Regions from separate parts of the Homo sapiens genome. Here region 1 is linked to region 2. A link is a loop called in an ENCODE intact Hi-C map of the cell type or tissue named here. Cell type or tissue: endothelial cell of umbilical vein. All regions are shown on one strand.

Region 1 (8,000 bases), 430 kb before region 2:
ACCAGATTTTCAAAGGTGTCAGACTCTCAGTTAGTCTTTCTCAGATCTGGACGAGGGGAGAGCCTCAGAGAAAGCCTATTCACATCTGTTGTTGACTGCACTTCATTTCCTCAACAGATGCAAGTCTCCTCTACAAAAGACAGCTTTTCAGGACTATTCCTGTCTGCAAGCTCTCTGAATAGCCATCTCAAGATATGTCAGGGAAGTATGTTTTGGAGTGAATTATTTTGGTTGCCTTCACACTCATCTCTATCTCAAAACGTATTTATTCCTCTTATTATCTTTCCTCTCTCTCTTCCAGTAAAATTCAAGCTGCATTTGTGCACAGGTTTTGCCAGTTTTGCCCACTGGTGTATTTCCAGAATCTGGCACAATGCTAGGCACAGGATAAGTGTTCAACATAATTTTTGTTGTTGCTGAATGAATCAATAATGAAATCCTATACAGTAATGAAAAGGAATGAACTTTGCATGTATCAAGGTAGACTAATCTAAAAGTGTTTGTGTTGAACACATATATACACATGATACATATATGCATGTATATACACATGATATATATACATATATACACATATAGGCATATACACATATATATGCAGAAATCTTTATATAAAGGGTATCTGCTATATACATACATATTGTATATTGTATAAAAGTTGAATACAATGTACAATTGAAACTATACAATTGTATATTGTATGTATATAGCAGATTACCTTTATATACATACATATTGTATATTGTATGTATATAGCAGGTTGTCTTTTTATAAAGATTTAAAATGTTGCAAAAGTAAACAATGTTTAGGGACACATGCATGTGGAGTAATTATCAAACAAAACAAAGGAATGCTGAAAGCAACTCAGGAAAATGACTTGGGAGCACTGTGAACAAGGCTTCCAAATTTTGGGTAAATTTCTCTTTGGTAACCCAAGTGTTGGGTATGTGGGTATTTGTTTTATTATTATTAAACCATGGGCCTCGCACAGTGGCTCATGCCTCTAATCCCAGCACTTTGGGAGGCTGAGGTGGGCAGATCACGAGGTCAAGAGATCAAGACCATCCTGATCAACATGGTGAAACCCCATCTCTACTAAAAATACAAAAATTAGCTGGGCATGGTGGTACGTGCCTGTAGTCCCAGCTACTCAGGAGGCTGAGGCAGGAGACTGCTTGAACCTAGGAGGTAGAGGTTGCAGTGAGCCAAGGTCGCGCCACTGTACTCCAGCCTGGCGACAGAGTGAGACTCCATCTCAAAATAAATAAATAAATAAATAAATAAAAACAAAAATCTGTGCCTATGAATACATTATCTCCTGTGTATGGTACACATTAAAAGAATTTAAAATAACATAACTATCTTGTGGTTTTGATTTGCATTTCTCTGATGATTAGTAATGTTGAACATTTTTCATATACCTGTTGGCCATTTGAATGTCTTTTTGAGAAATGTCTATTCAGGTCCTTTGCCTATTTTTTTTTTTTTTTTTTTTTTTGAGGCAGGGTCTCACTCTGTCACCCTGGCTGGAGTGCAGTGGTGCTATTTTTGCTCACTGCAGCCTCAACCTCTGGGTTCAAGCAATCCTCTGCGCTCAGCCTCCTGAGTAGCTGGGACTACAGGCCTGCACTGGCATGCCTGGCTAATTTCGTTTATTTTTTGTAAAGACAAGGTCTCACTATGTTGCTGAGGCTGCTCTGGAACCCCTGGGCACGAGTGATCCATCCACTTCCGCCTCCCAAAGTGCCGGGATTACAGGCATGAGTCATTGTGCCCAGCCCTTTGCCCATTTTTAATGGGACTCTTTGTATACTGTTGTGGTTTTTTTTGTTTTGTTTTTTCTTTGAGATGGCATCTCGCTCTGTCACCCAGGCTGGAGTGCAGTGGCATGATCTGAGCTCACTGCAACCTCCACCTCCCAGGTTCAAGGAATTCTCCTGCTTCAGCCTCCCAAGTAGCTGGGGTTTCAGGCATGCACCACCACGCCTGGCTATTTTTGCATTTTTAGTAGAGACGGGGTTTCGCCACATTGGCCTGGCTGGTCACAAACCTGTTATTTGAATTCTTTGTATATACTGGGTATTAGTCCTTTGTTGGATGAGTAATTTATAAATATTTTCTCTCAAGTTGTTGCTTCACTCTGTTGTTTCTTTTGCTGTGCAGACACTTTTTAGATTAATATAGTTGTTTATTTTTCTTTTTGTTGCCTGTGCTTTTGAGGTCTTAGCCACAGACCTCAAAAGCACAGGCAAGAAAAAGAAAAATCTTTGCCTAGATCAATGTCCTGAAGAGTTGTCCCGATGTTTCCTTCTATCAGTTTTATAGTTTGGAGTCTTTAAATCTTTAATCTATCTGGAGTTGACTTTTATATATGTTGAGAGAGAAGGGGTCCAAGTTCATTCTTCTGCATATTATTATCCAGTTTTCCCCAGAACCATTTATTAAAGACGTAGTCCTTTCCTCATTGTGTGTTCTTGGCACCTTTGTTGAAAATCAGTTGGCTGTAAATGGGTGCACTGATTTCTGGGTTCTCTTATTCTGTTCCATGGGGGGGTGTGTGTGTCTATTTTTATACAAATATCATGCTCTTTTGGTTACTAACACTTTCTAATTAGATATAAGCTCACTCCAGTTAGAATGATTATTATTATAAAGACAAAAAAATGACAGATGCCAGTGAGGATTTGGGGAAAAGGGAACTCTTATACACTATTGGTGGGAATGTAAATTAGTACAGCCACTATGGAAAACAGTGTGGAGGTTTCTCAAAAAACTAAAAATGGAACTACCATACAATCCAGCAACCCTACTACTGGTAAAGGGAGAGAAATCAGTATATGAAAAGGATACCTGCACTCACGTTTGTCACTGCACTATTTGCAGTAGCCAAGATATAGACTCAACCTACCAGCAATAGATGAATGGGTAAAGAAAATGTCATACATAGACACAATGGAATACTATTCTGCCATAAAAATGAATGAAATAATGTATTCACAGCAACATGGATGGAGCCGAAGGTCATTATGTTAAGTGAAATAAGCCAGGCACAGAAAGACAAGTACTGCATGTTCTCACTTATATTCGGGAGTTAAAACACTTGATCTCATGGACATAGACAACAGGAGGATAGATACCAAAGGCCAGGAAGGCCAGAAAGGAAGGGGAATGAAGAGAGGTTGGTTATGGGTACAAACATACAGTTAGATGGAAGAAATAATTTCTAATATTTAATAGCAGACTAGGGTGACTATACTTGGCAATAATATTGTGTATATTTCAAAGTAAATCGAAGAGAGGGCTTGAAATGATACCAACGCATAAAAATGATAAATGCTTAAGGTGATGGATACCCCAAATACTGTGACTTGATGATCATTACAGTCTATGCACGTAACAAGCACTCACATGGACCCTATACATTATGTAAATTATTTTGTATCAACAGAAAAGTAATCACAACCAGCGGTGGGAGCTACAGCACACTGATCCTCCTAAATGAATCTAATTTCCGGTTTTGTTTTTTCAAACTACTCCGCTTGCTTAACAAGTGCGCGGGCTGTAGGCAGCACGGCCAGCAGCTGGAGACCTCCTGCCTCGTGTGCGGCGTGCGTACTCCCTCGCACTGCAGCCCCTCCGCGCACTGTCGCCTTTGAGAGCTCTCGTTGGCGGAGGCGGTTCCTCTCCCGGAGTTCGCAGCGCGCACCGCGGCGTCCCCTGGGAAGTGTAGTCGGCGTGGGGCCGGAGGCATGCCGGGAGTGGTAGTTCTCCCGCGGTTGGCGGGGTTTCGGGGACAGCTCGCGGCCTTTCGGGGGTTCTCCTGGCTTGGGCCATCCAGGCTTGGCTAGGATTGCCGGCCTGGGGTTGAGGCGCTCGCAGTGGTCTCTTCCGGGCCGGGGTGGATCCGGGCCTCTCCAGCGAGTGGGCGGCGTGCAGCCTCGTCTGGGCTTCTGGGACCAGCCCTACGCGGCTCGGGCCCCTTGGCCACTGGGTCCCGGGGCGCCGTCCGCGAGCGGCCTGGACTGCCGGAGACCCGCGGGAGGGAGCGCCTCGCCAGGTGAGCTGGGTGCGCCGGGCCGCTGGGGTGGGGATGCCAGCCTTTTGTCGTTGTTCATTCTGCGATTTTCTTCTGTGCATTTTCTTCTGAGTAACGGAAATAATAAAAGCAATAGCTGATGCCCGCCGAGAGCGCTCGGGTGCCAGGCACCAGACTAGCGCATCGCCCGAACGAACTCCGCGCATCCCTGCTAACAGATAGGGTGGCGGTACGCTGTTCCCGCTCTGTCAGGAGGAGACCGAGGCAGAGTGGCGAGGTCATTGCCCCAGATGTAACTGGGGCCTGGGGCTAGGATCAGGATTGCCTTCCCGGCCCTTATGACTTTGGGCAGGTCACGACCTCCTGGTTTTCAGTCTCCGTAACATCTGTAAATGTGAAGATTGAAAATACTGCGTGGAAAACACTCACCGCTTCCTGGGAGGAGGTGCGCTTCGTCGCGTAACCGAGGCCTTGTGTGGCAGCTTCCCCTGGGCTGGTCGAGGCACCCGCTGGAACTGGCCTGGCAGAGCCCCAGGTTGGCTCCATGCTAGGGGGCACCCTGAGTCGCCGCTGCAGATCGCGGGCCTGGAGGCCCTCACACTTGCCCGGCTGCCCCAGGCAGCCTCTTCCCTTGCTTTCTGTGGGGCGGGCACGGTTTCCACCTCTCCCACCTGGGGTTGGTGTTTGGGCAGCGACGGCTGTTTCTGGTTGTGGGTGCCATTAGAGGCGGCACCTGTGGAGTATTAGGAGGGACAGCAAAGCTCTGGCTTTGGGTGGGGACAGTGCCTTAATCCTGTTACCTTGGGTAAAGTGTGGTAAGGCCCGACGAAGATCTAGTAAAGAGGCTGGGAAAGCTGAGTGGTTGGATTATGCTCACAGTTTCTTGGGGAGAACACAGCACTCCACGGAAGGACCACTCAGGGCGAGCAGTGGGGTCTGTCACCAGGGTAGGGATGCGGGGAAGCCTCTTTATCGTGGCTACCATAGGGAGGAAAGGGTGAGGCAGGGCAGGCAGGATGAGGATCAGCTAGCTAGGCTGGGAAGTGGCGCCCCAGGAGACTGGATATTCATTGCGACTTTTAGGTGTGCAGTTCAAAGCTAGCGAAGGACTCCAGACATCCATGGGGGAGTCACGGTTTGCCTAGAGGTAGCTGAGAGGCCCGAAGGTGGAAGTTAAAGAGTCCAAGTGCAGAAATAGAAGTAGGGTTGGCACATTGCCCTAGTAAACTAGTAAACACTCTTCTTGCTTTACATCATTACGGGGGGTGGCTTTTTTGAGACCTGATGGACATTATGGGCGGTTGTAACTTCCTCTCTCCAAGCCATCTCCTGACGCCAGGGTTCCTCTTGACACCTTTTTCCTCTGCAGACCCACCGTGTCCACACTCTGCTCTCCCTGGGCAGGAAGACTGAGGAGGAAGGGATGGCTGTGGATCTGCTGTCTGCTCAGGTGAGAGTGAGTGAAGGTTGTCTTTTTCATCAGTTGGCTTCTGGATTCAGAGATGGTAGACATGTTTCCAGACTTTGTCCAGGTACTTTTTGGTCCAACCAAAACGATGAAGAATCCGGAACCTCAAAAGTTTTTCCCAGTGTCTTGGGCTTAGCAAGGGGCTGCTGAGGAATGTGCCTCTTTTGTCCCGAGACTACTCTTAATTCACCCCGCTCACTCTGTGATCCACATTTGAGGCAGTTCTGAGCATATGCTTCCCACTACACTGGTGCTGGGTGGGGAGAATGGGGCATGAAGCAGTCTCTGTCTTCATAGAGGATATAGTCACACTTGGGGCTAAGATGTGGAAGGGCCGGAAGACAGCCTCCACAAGCATTTATTGAGCCCTATGTACAGGATCCTGTGCAGCACACGGGATGGAAAGAGGAAAGCTGTCATTTCCATCTTCTGGGAGTTCGTGGTATCGATCTTAGGAAACATGATTAAATGTTCAGGGGAAATATCCCAGAAGTGGGGGCATTCTGAGTTTATACTGGAGGCCAGGACTGATATTGGTGCTTAGAGAAGACTAAGGGCATCCCAGAAGGAGTTCAGCGTGGTTTGGGCTTTGAAGCCCAGAAGGAGGCAGGCCTGGGGCCTTCCCCTCCCAGTGCAGCGGGGATGTTAAGCTGTCCAAATGTCCATCTCACCTGTCTGATTGATTCCTCTATTTCCTTCTCTGATTCTTTTCTTTTTTCTCTGCTAGTTTAGCCTCTCTACCTGGGCTCTTTTTTCTTGTTCTTTCCCCATTTAAGATCCATTTTCATTACTTTAACCCTCAGCGTTCTGAGTATCTTCCCCAAATCTGTCCTCAGGCCTGACCTTTTTCCTAGCATTCCTGTCTGTCATTCCGACGTGGAAGTCCCATCTTTCCTTCAACACCAGCTCCCTTTCCTCTAGTCCCCTCCCTTCTGTGCATTTTTTCTGCCATACTCCAAAGCCTATTCTTCATTGACTCCTTTTCCAATAGCCCATAGGCTGGAAATGTGGACTCAGGAGCTTGACTTCATGGCTTCAAATCCAAGCTAGGGATGTAGCCCTGAGCAAGTTATTTTATCTCTCTGTACCCCATTTCCTCAATTTTGGTGGGGTTAATAATATACATACATGACTGAGTTGCTATGAGCATTAGTAACAGTAGTAGCTGGGCACAGTAGCTCACGCCTATAATCCCAGCACTTTTGGGAGGCCAAGACAGAAGGATTGCTTGAGCCCAGAAGTTTGAGACCAACCTGAGCAACATAGTGAGGCCTTGTCACTATACAAAATTAAAAATAAAGTAGCTGGGTGCAGCAGCACCTATAGTCCCAGATACTAAGAAGGCTGAGGTAGGAGGATCACTTGAGCCCAGGAATTCGAGGCTGCAAGTGAGCTATGATTGTGCCACTGCACTCCAGCCTGGGCACGAGAGTGAGACCTTGTCTCAAAAAGAACCCCAAAAAGTAGTAATTACAAGCATATTTGCTGTGAGCCAGGTTCTATGTATTACTATGTATAAAAATATCTATTCCTTTCATATAGTAAGTCATTTAATCCTTACAAGAGGACTGTTAATATCTGGATTGTACAGATGAGGAGACAGGCACAGAGAAGCAAGTAACTTGATCAAGGTCACACAGCTGGCTTTTGATCCCAACAAGACAGTCTATACTGTTAGCATCATGCTCTGAAAAAGTACATTTAAAATGCTGAGAGAAGTGCATGGCACGTATTAAGACCTCCATAAATTCCAGCTGTTACTATGATCAGTATCAGTAACAGCAGCAGCAGCACTATTTTAGGACCTGCCAGATTTGGTGTGCTTCGCCTCACTAGGCCTGATTCCTTAATTAGAAGCAGATGGATATTTCAGGAAACCAAGACGTAAAGACCAGCAAAATGCAGTGCACAGGAATATCCAGCTATTACCTGGGCTATCTGCTGCCCAAAGGTAGGGTTGTTCGCTATCTGAGCTCGCCTACATCCACAGCAGGAGAGACTTACTTCATTTTAGCCAAGGGCAGAGGTAGGTTTGTTTGCAACTCAGAGCCAGTTTTTGTTGTTGTTGTTTTTGGAAGGGGTGACAGCTGATTCAATATCTAATCCTTTTGTGGGTTTTTGTTGTTGTTGTTGTTGCTTTTTTTTAGAGACAGAGTTTTGCTCTGTCGCCCAGGCTGGAGTACAGTGGTGCGATCTCGGCTCACTGCAGGCTGGAAGGAACTCTTGGGCTCCTGCGATCCTCCTGCCTTGGCTTCCCAAAGTGCTGGATTATAGGTGTGAGCAACTGTGCCCGGCCAATATGTAACCCCCCTTTTTTTTTGGAGACAGAGTCTTGCTCAGTCGCCCAGGCTGGAGTGCAGTGGCGCCATCTCGGTTCACTGCAAGCTCCGCCTCCCGGGTTCACGCCATTCTCCTGCCTCAGCCTCCCGAGTAGCTGGGACTACAGGCGCCCACCACCACACTGGCTAATTTTTTTTTTTTTTGTAGAGACGGGGT
Region 2 (8,000 bases):
ACTGAGATGTGGGGATGGTTTGTTACACAGCATAAGTGTGACAATAGCTAACTGATACTCAGAGGGCAAGTGCCACTGCAGCAAACATGAGGAGGAATTCCTGAGCCTTTATATTAAAGTGGCTGCTCTCACTAGAGACACGATTGGACTCTGGCTGGTGCGATGACTCACACCTGCAGTCCCAACACTTGGGAGGCCAAGAGCAGAGGATTGCTTGAGCCCAGGAGTTTGAAAGCAGGCTGGGCAATGGATCAAGACTCCATCTCTACAACAACAACAACAAAAACACAGTGTTTTGAACTGAAGGAGCCATACAAAGGATGTCATACAGATTTATTAAATTCAAAACCAGGCTGGGCACGGTGGCTCACACCTGTAATCCCAGCACTTTGGGAGGCAGAGGTGGGCGGATTACCCGAGGTCAGAAGTTCAAGACCAGCCTGGTCAACATGGTGAAACCCCGTCTCTACTAAAAATACAAAAATTAGTCAGGCGTGGTGGTGCACGCCTCTAATCCCAGCTACTTGGGAGGCTGAGGCAGGAGAATTGATTGAACCTAGGAGGTGGAAGTTGCAGTGAGTCAGGATTGCGCCACTGCACTCGAGCCTGGGCGACAAGAGCGAAAGTCAGTTAAAAAAAAATCCAGAAAAACTACTTTTCTGGAATGCAAATCAGAATAGTGGCTGCTTGGGGATTAGGGGACAAGGGAAGTTGAGTAGACTGTAAAGGGATTGGGGGGAATTTTCTACAATGGTGGCAATGTTTTCTGCCTTGATTGGGGTGTTGGCTACAGATAGATATTTGTAAAAAGCCATTGAATTATATATTTAAGATCTGTGTGTTTTACTAAACTATTCCTCAATTTTTCAATTAGCAATAATCACGCCTCGGATAAACCTCATTGGCTATGATACTGCCACTGCACAAAGCTATTCCTCAATTTTTAAAAACATGTCTGTATGGAGTGGATACCCAGACCAGGGTGAGGCTGAGGTGCAAACAGGCCTACCTGAGGTGCCGGGCAGCCTTCCAAGACTCCAAGACTAGGTGGGCTCTGGGCAGACAAAGCCTCCCTCTCACAAAAGGTCTGGGAACCCTTTTCAGGGGGCTCAGAGTCCGGCCACATCTCTAGGTTTTCTGACGTCCTAGACACACCATGAGAAAGAACTTTGACTGGGCTCTCAATCTGGTTGGTGACCTAGGATATGGGGCTCATACCCAGGACCAAGAACCCAGGGCTTCTATCCAGAGCCTAGGACTTGGGGCTTATACCCACGGCCTAAAACCTGGGGCATATACCCAGGGCCTAGGACACAGGTTTATGCCCAGGGCCTAGGACACAAGGCTAATACCTAGAAAGAACACAGAACTTACACCCAGGGCCTGGAACTCGGGGCTTATAACCAGGGCCTAGGACATGGGGCTTATACCCAGAGACTAGGACACAAGGCTTATAACCAGAAAGGACACAGAACTTATATTCAGGGCCTAGAACCCGGGGCTTATACCCAGGGATTAGGACATGGGGCTTATACCCAGAGCCTAGGACACAAGGCTTATACCCAGAAAGGACGTGGGGCTTATACTCAGAGCCTAGGACACAAGGTTTATACCCAGAGCCTAGGACATGGGGCTTATACTCAAAGCCTAGGACATGGGGCTTATACCCAGAGCCTAGGAAACACAAGGCTTATATGCAGAAAGGACACAGGGCTTATACCCGGAGCCTAGGACATGGGGTTTAACCCAAGGTCTAGGACACAAGATTTATACCCAGAGCCTAGGACAAGGGGCTGAGAACCAGAGAATAGGACACAAGGCTTATACCCAGAACCTAGGACAGAAGGTTTATACCCAGAGCCTAGGACACAAGGCTTGTATCCAGAGCCTAGGACCCGGGGCTTCTACCCAGAGCCTAGGACCCAGGCCTTACACCTAGAGCCTAGGAGGCGGGGCTTACACCCAGAGCCTAGAACCCGGGGCTTATACCCAGAGTCTAGGACCCTAGGCTTATACCCAGGGCCTAGGAAGCAAGGCTTATACCCAGAGCCTAGGACACAAGGTTTATATGCAGAACCTAGGACCCGGGGCTTATACCCAGAACCTAGGACACAAGGCTTATACCCAGAGGCTAGGACGCGGGGCTCATATTCAGAGCGTAGGACACAGAGCCTGTATTCAGAACACACTAACCTGGAAACAGATGCTCTGAAACACAACTAGGAGAAAACCTGGCAAATGTCAGTCGTGATTGTCTCTTGTCCCCATGCAATAGGATTACAAGTGTTTTCCTTTTCTTTGTTCTTGTTGGTTCCTTATAAATTTAAAATAAATGATTAACCTCAAAAGTATTTGTGGACATGTGATTACATATAGAAGAGTGATTGTTAAATATTCTTTCTCAGGATAGCTTTATACTCTGAAAATCTCCTGTGGACCCTAAGGAACTTTACGTGAATTGCATCTATCAATTTTACTGTAATACAGATTAAATTTGAGGAGGTTTTGAAATATTTACTTATTTTAAAATAGTAATGATTCCACAGTGTCTACATATTTCAAAACATCATGTTGTACACGTTAAATAATTTCATTTTCAATTAAAAATAAGCTTTAAAAAGAATTCAAATTGCTCAATTTTTTAAATTAAAAACAACAAACCCATTGTTGTATGTTAACAATAAATAATTTTGTATGGAAAGCAACAATATCTTCTGCAAAATTAGTGAGTTGCATTGCCGCTGGCAAATCTCTAGGTAGATGTCTGAGCTGATTCTCAGATCTGCTTTTGCCTTCAATCTGTTACAATGTCACACATCACAGCATCTCTGGAAAATTCCACTGTATACTCATGGGAGAATAAGAATGAAAAAAGGCAAATCACATCTTACCATTATTATGAAAATAGTTTTGGCTACACTTTGAGAACTACTAATATAGAGTATAATCACAACTGTATAAAAATAGGCAAATAAAATTTCTGAGTAAAAGTGTCATGGTGCCACCTCGTGTCATCTTTAATTATTGCAATGCCTGCTTACCGAACTTGTCTGTGCACACGTATCAGGTTGGTGCAAAAGTAATCACGGTTTTTGTCTGGGCATGGTGGCTCACGCCTGTAATCCCAGCACTTTGGGAAGCCGAGGTGTGCAGATCACCTGAGGTCAGGAGTTCAAGACCAGCCTGGCCAACATGGTGAAACCCCGTCTCTACTAAAAATACAAAAATTAGCCAGGAGTGGTGGCGCACACCTGTAATCCCAGCTACTGGGGAGGCTGAGGCAGGAGAATCACTTGAACCCCAGAGGCAGAGGCTGCGGTGAGCTGAGATCACCCCATTGCACTCCAGCCTGGGCGACAGAGTAAGACTGTGTCTCAAAAAAAAAAAGTAATCGCAGTTTTTGCTATTGAAAGTAATGGCAAAAGCTGCGATTACTTTTGCACCAACCTAATAGTATATGGGGTGTGTGTGCATAATATGGTTTGTGCATGCAGGCTGCGGACATGTGTGGAAGTATGTGTATCAGTGGTGTGTGTGCAAGTATGTGTGAATATGGTGTGTGCATGTAGTGTGGTGTAAATGTGTGTGCACGCAGTGTCTACATATGGCTTGTATGTGCCTGTATTGCGTGTGTTGTGGATGTGCATGCATGCAGTATGTGGCATATGTGTGTGTTCCTGTGGGCCATGTGTGCATGTGATGTGTACCTATGATGTGTATGTGTACACATGATGCACGTGTGTTTGTTGGTGATGCGGGTCATATATGTGCATGTGGTACATGTGTATCATGTGAATGTGGGGCCTTGTGTAGTGTGGTAGGTGGTATACGTGTGTATGTGTTACAGTCTGTGTTGTGTGTGCGTGCAGTGTGTGTTGCTGCGGTGCGTGTGCGTGTGCCTGTGCCTGTGTTACGTGTGGCATGTGTTGTAGGTCTGTTTGTGTGTGGGGGAGGTGGTGTGTGTTTAGGACTCACACATGGAAGAATGGAAGTAATATTTCACCCCCATCTGCATGCATGCCTGCTCTGTGCTTCCCTTAACATTCAGAAAACATATTTTAAGCTGCCCAGAAAGTATCAGGCAGGCCTGAGTCCCAAGAGACTTCCATTCATTCCTCTCCGACTTCATCCTGTCAGCCTCCTGAGCTAGGCATTGCCTCCTTTTCACAGACTGAGAGGCACAGTTGCTTGCTTCAACTAACAAGTAGTGGATCCAGGATTCAGACGTGGGTCTTCTGACCAAGGAGGAATTCAATCATCTTGTACTAATGTTATAAAAATTAGCAATAAATGTGAATGTAACATAACATGAATGTTATAAAAATCGTTTATATGGTAGGATCAAAAATGTGTAAAAAGGCAAACAGACTTCTGAATAAAAATAATAGGACAGCATCAGCGGGGCACCATCTCCGCTCCCTGACTGTTTCCATCTTGTGTTTGTGTGCATTCAGACCACGCACAGTTAGGAAGGCATTCACTAGTAATCAGCAGGACACCCTCTCCACTCCCTGACTGTTTCCATCGTGTGTTCGTGTGCATTCAGGCCATGTACACAGTTAGGAAGGCATTCACTAGTAATCACTGGGCACTGACTTTATGCCAAGTGCTGTGCAAGGTGCTTTCACATTCAAGTATAAAGGCGGCAAACACAAATTATCCGGCTCAAACATCACATGTGCAAAATGTAACTCATTATTTTTCATAACACAGTTTTAATTTCTGATTCCAATTTCTGAAAATGTAATCCAGTCCCTCTCAGAAAATTTCAGCCCCCAGCCCCATGTACGGTCACTCAGATCCTGCAGGTGGATTTAGACCAACCTGTCCTTCTCTCCCTTTCCTCAGAGTGGTGCCCTGGCATCAGGGAGAACGATGACTGGCCCCTGGCTCCCTAGCATCTGCCTGAGTAGCACATGATGGGCTGGCATCTGTGCCCACCAGCATCCACGGAAGTCCTCCGCAGGGATGGACTGTGCTTGGAGCCTGGGGCCCGGAGTCTGGGAAGGAGGAGGAGGAGGATGCTGATTCCAGAAAGACTTTGCCAAGCTCGCCTCCATCCTGGTCCCTTCCTCTCCCGCCAGCTAGGAGGGGGAAGCACTCGAGGTGCATGCTTTTGTGGCAGCTACACGTGCCCCTGGGGTTTATCAGTCCTCGCTCAAGAAACCCAGGGACACGTAGCTGCTCTCCCTCCCACCCCCTCTCCTCTAGCTCCTGGGTGCTGGGACCCTGCAGCCAGCAGACTTTCCTTCTCAGATGGACACTGCCTCACACGACCCAGCCTGGGGGCCCTCTCCTGGCCTGTGGACCTTATCTCCCAGCTCCCACCAACCTGCATTCTTCCCCACTCTTTTTTTATGTAGAAAAATGTTGAGACAGAGTCCTTCAGGATGTGTCTCTTGATGGCCAAAGCAAATCAAACACATCTTGATTTTCAAACTGGTATCTCCTCTGCTGTGAGCTCTTCAAATCCATTCGGAAACTCAGTTGGCTGCTGCTTCTTTCTGGCTGTGAGGTCTCATGGTCCACCTTTCCCTGGGCCAGGACAGAGCCTTGAAAAAGCCCACGGGGACCACAGTGAAAGTAAGAGCAGTAACTGACATGCAGGGAGATTGCTGGGGCTCAGTCCGACCCCAGGCACACCCGCAGAGCGCCCTGAGAAAAAGGCACGGGGCTTCTCCATAGGACAGCTCAGTGGCAAGGGCCTTGTTGGCCGACTCACCTGCCATTGCTTACCTGCCACTGCCTTCCCCGAGAGAGGGACTTGCCTCCTGCCTCATGCAGGCTGCCAAGAGCCTAGATCCTGACCAGCTCAGTCTGGAGGGGCCTCACCCCCAACAGAAGCAGGAAAAGCCAGGCCACCGAGAATAGAGGCCGGGTCTCAACAGAATCCCCTGGGGAGCTGGAACATATGCAGTCCTGGGCTCCACCTCAGAGATTTGAGTCAGGAGGTCTGGGGCAGGGCCTAAGAATCTGCATTTCCAACAGGCACCCAGGGGATGCCAGAATGCCATGGGTCCAAGACTACACTGAGCAGCACTGATGGGAAGGACATAGTAGCTTGAGCGGCAGGGACCCAAGCTAAGCATCAGAGCGGGGTTGGCCAGTGAAGAAACAAGACAGAATCAGAAAAAAAAAAACTGTAATGAGAAGAACCCTTAAAGAGATTGGTTTTTTCATATTGTTTCTTTGCAATATCTTCTTGACTCTCCTTAAGAGTTCTCGCTACAGTCATTTTTATTATAATTTTTATTTATTTTATATTATTGTATGTTATTTATTTTAAAAGACAGGATCTTACCCTGTTGCCCAGGCTAGAGTGCAGTGGCACGATCACAGCTCACCATAACCTCTAAGTCATGGGCTCAAGTGATCCTCCCATCTCAGCTTCCTGAATAGCTGGGACCACAGGCATGCGCCACCATGCCTGGTTAATTTTTTAGTGTTTTGTACAGATGGGGTTTAACTGTGTTGTCCAGGCTGGTCTCAAACTCCTGGCCTCAAGCAATGCTTCTCCCTCAGCCTCCCAAGGAGCTACAGGTCAGGCCAGGCTCCGCCCACGTGCAGGGCTCGTGGGGCCTCAGTTTCCCTCTTGGGCATCCCAGGTAGGCAGATCCAGAAGGCCTGGGCTAGGCCACTGCAGGGCAGTGCTGGGGGTGGGGATCTCTCCTGGCCTCCTGTCCCAGCTCCCTCTCCTCTTGAAACCCGGTGAAGTCCGTGCTCTTGTGCGTGTCTGCTGTTTACATTTCTCCCATGGATGTATTTGCCTTCGTTTGCATAAAAAATGCCACAGTCCTAATGAGTTTGCCCATCTGGCAGTGCAGGCCTCCTCTCTGGGCTCGGCTCCACTGAGAGCCTCGAGGGAGCCGTTATAATTGGGCCGCTCCCTTCCAGGATCGGGAAGGACTGTCCCGAGCAGGCTCATGGCTCACGACCTGGCCCAGGGCTCCACGGCAGGCTGGAGCGGGCTCCCTGAACTGTGGGTGTCGTGCCTGTGTGTCCATCAGCAGGGGCATCTGGGCCCACCCTGCCTTGGCCACCACCAAGGTAGGCATTTCACTGTACATTTCAAAATCAAATTGGGGCAGCCTCATGGCACCCCGTGGAACTTGTCCCAGGCTGGAAGGATTTGAATCCTGGAATATGGTGACACAGAACGTGTCCTTTGGAAACTCAGCTGTGGGCAGCGCCTGGCTGGGCTGTGTCAGACAGTGTGTCTTAGCCTCTCAGTGTCACTCTGACGACCCCACACTAAGCCCTCTCCCACCTGATGCTTCCAACCATGACATTTATCGCCCCCTCCCCTGGGCCAAGCAGGCTTGATCCTGGCCTCGGGAGACAGGGGTGAAGGGTTCAAGCCTTGTGGCATGGGAACCTTAGGACACAGGCGCTACCGTGCACTGACATGATTGCTAGAAGAGGGGATGGAGGTGTCCAGGGAATCTGGCGGAAGAGGGTCCTGTGCAGTCTAGCATCAGGCTGTGTCCTCTACGTCTCCATGATTGTGTGGAGAGCCCCAGGCAACCTCTGACTAGAGGCAGTTTCCAGAAAATGGTGATGGAGCCCCCTAACCATCCCGGGAGAGTGGGTGCATGCTGGGGGATGTGGAAAAGCCTAACAGTGGCTTGAAAGCATGGCAGCAGGGCAGGCACAGTGGCTCACACCTGTAATCTCAACACTTTGGGAGGCTGAGGCAGGTGGATGACTTGAGGTCAGGAGTTCGACACCAGCCTGGCCAACAAGGTGAAATCCCGTCTCTACTCAAAATACAAAAATTAGCCAGATGTAGTGGCATGTGCCTGTAATCCCAGCTACTCAGGAGGCTGAGGCAGGAGAATTGCTTGAACCCAGGAGGCGGAGGTTGCAGCGAGCCGGGATCACTCCACTTTACTCCAGGCTGGGCAACAAAGTAAGACTCTGTCACACACACCACACAAAGAAAAACAGTGGCAGCTGGCGGCACCTGGGATGCATTTTCCCTCCTTTTTGCTTTGCTACAG

The links. Peaks named below come from ENCODE experiments on the same cell type or tissue, not always from the same donor. Only the 100,000 strongest peaks of a DNase experiment are listed, where the experiment ranks them.
Region 1: it touches region 2 in a loop (5-fold over the local background); 3 of 110 quality-filtered maps call a loop at or near these places.

The regions. Positions count from the first base shown.
Region 1 is chr5:179,056,610-179,064,609 of GRCh38, forward strand. It overlaps ZNF354C (zinc finger protein 354C), which reads left to right and starts at 3,764. Exons shown (of 5, transcript NM_014594.3): 1 at 3,764-4,057; 2 at 5,406-5,486. The coding sequence starts at 5,460. RefSeq lists an enhancer at 4,083-4,618. In endothelial cell of umbilical vein, no CTCF peak of the experiment used is centred here; a DNase peak (open chromatin) is centred at 3,712; H3K4me3 peaks cover 1,343 bases; H3K27ac peaks cover 431 bases.
Region 2 is chr5:179,491,227-179,499,226 of GRCh38, forward strand. It overlaps LOC124901224 (U4 spliceosomal RNA), which reads right to left and starts at 931; the gene lies at 789-931. RefSeq lists an enhancer at 4,893-4,942. In endothelial cell of umbilical vein, a CTCF peak has its summit at 3,007 (motif pointing left); a DNase peak (open chromatin) is centred at 2,985.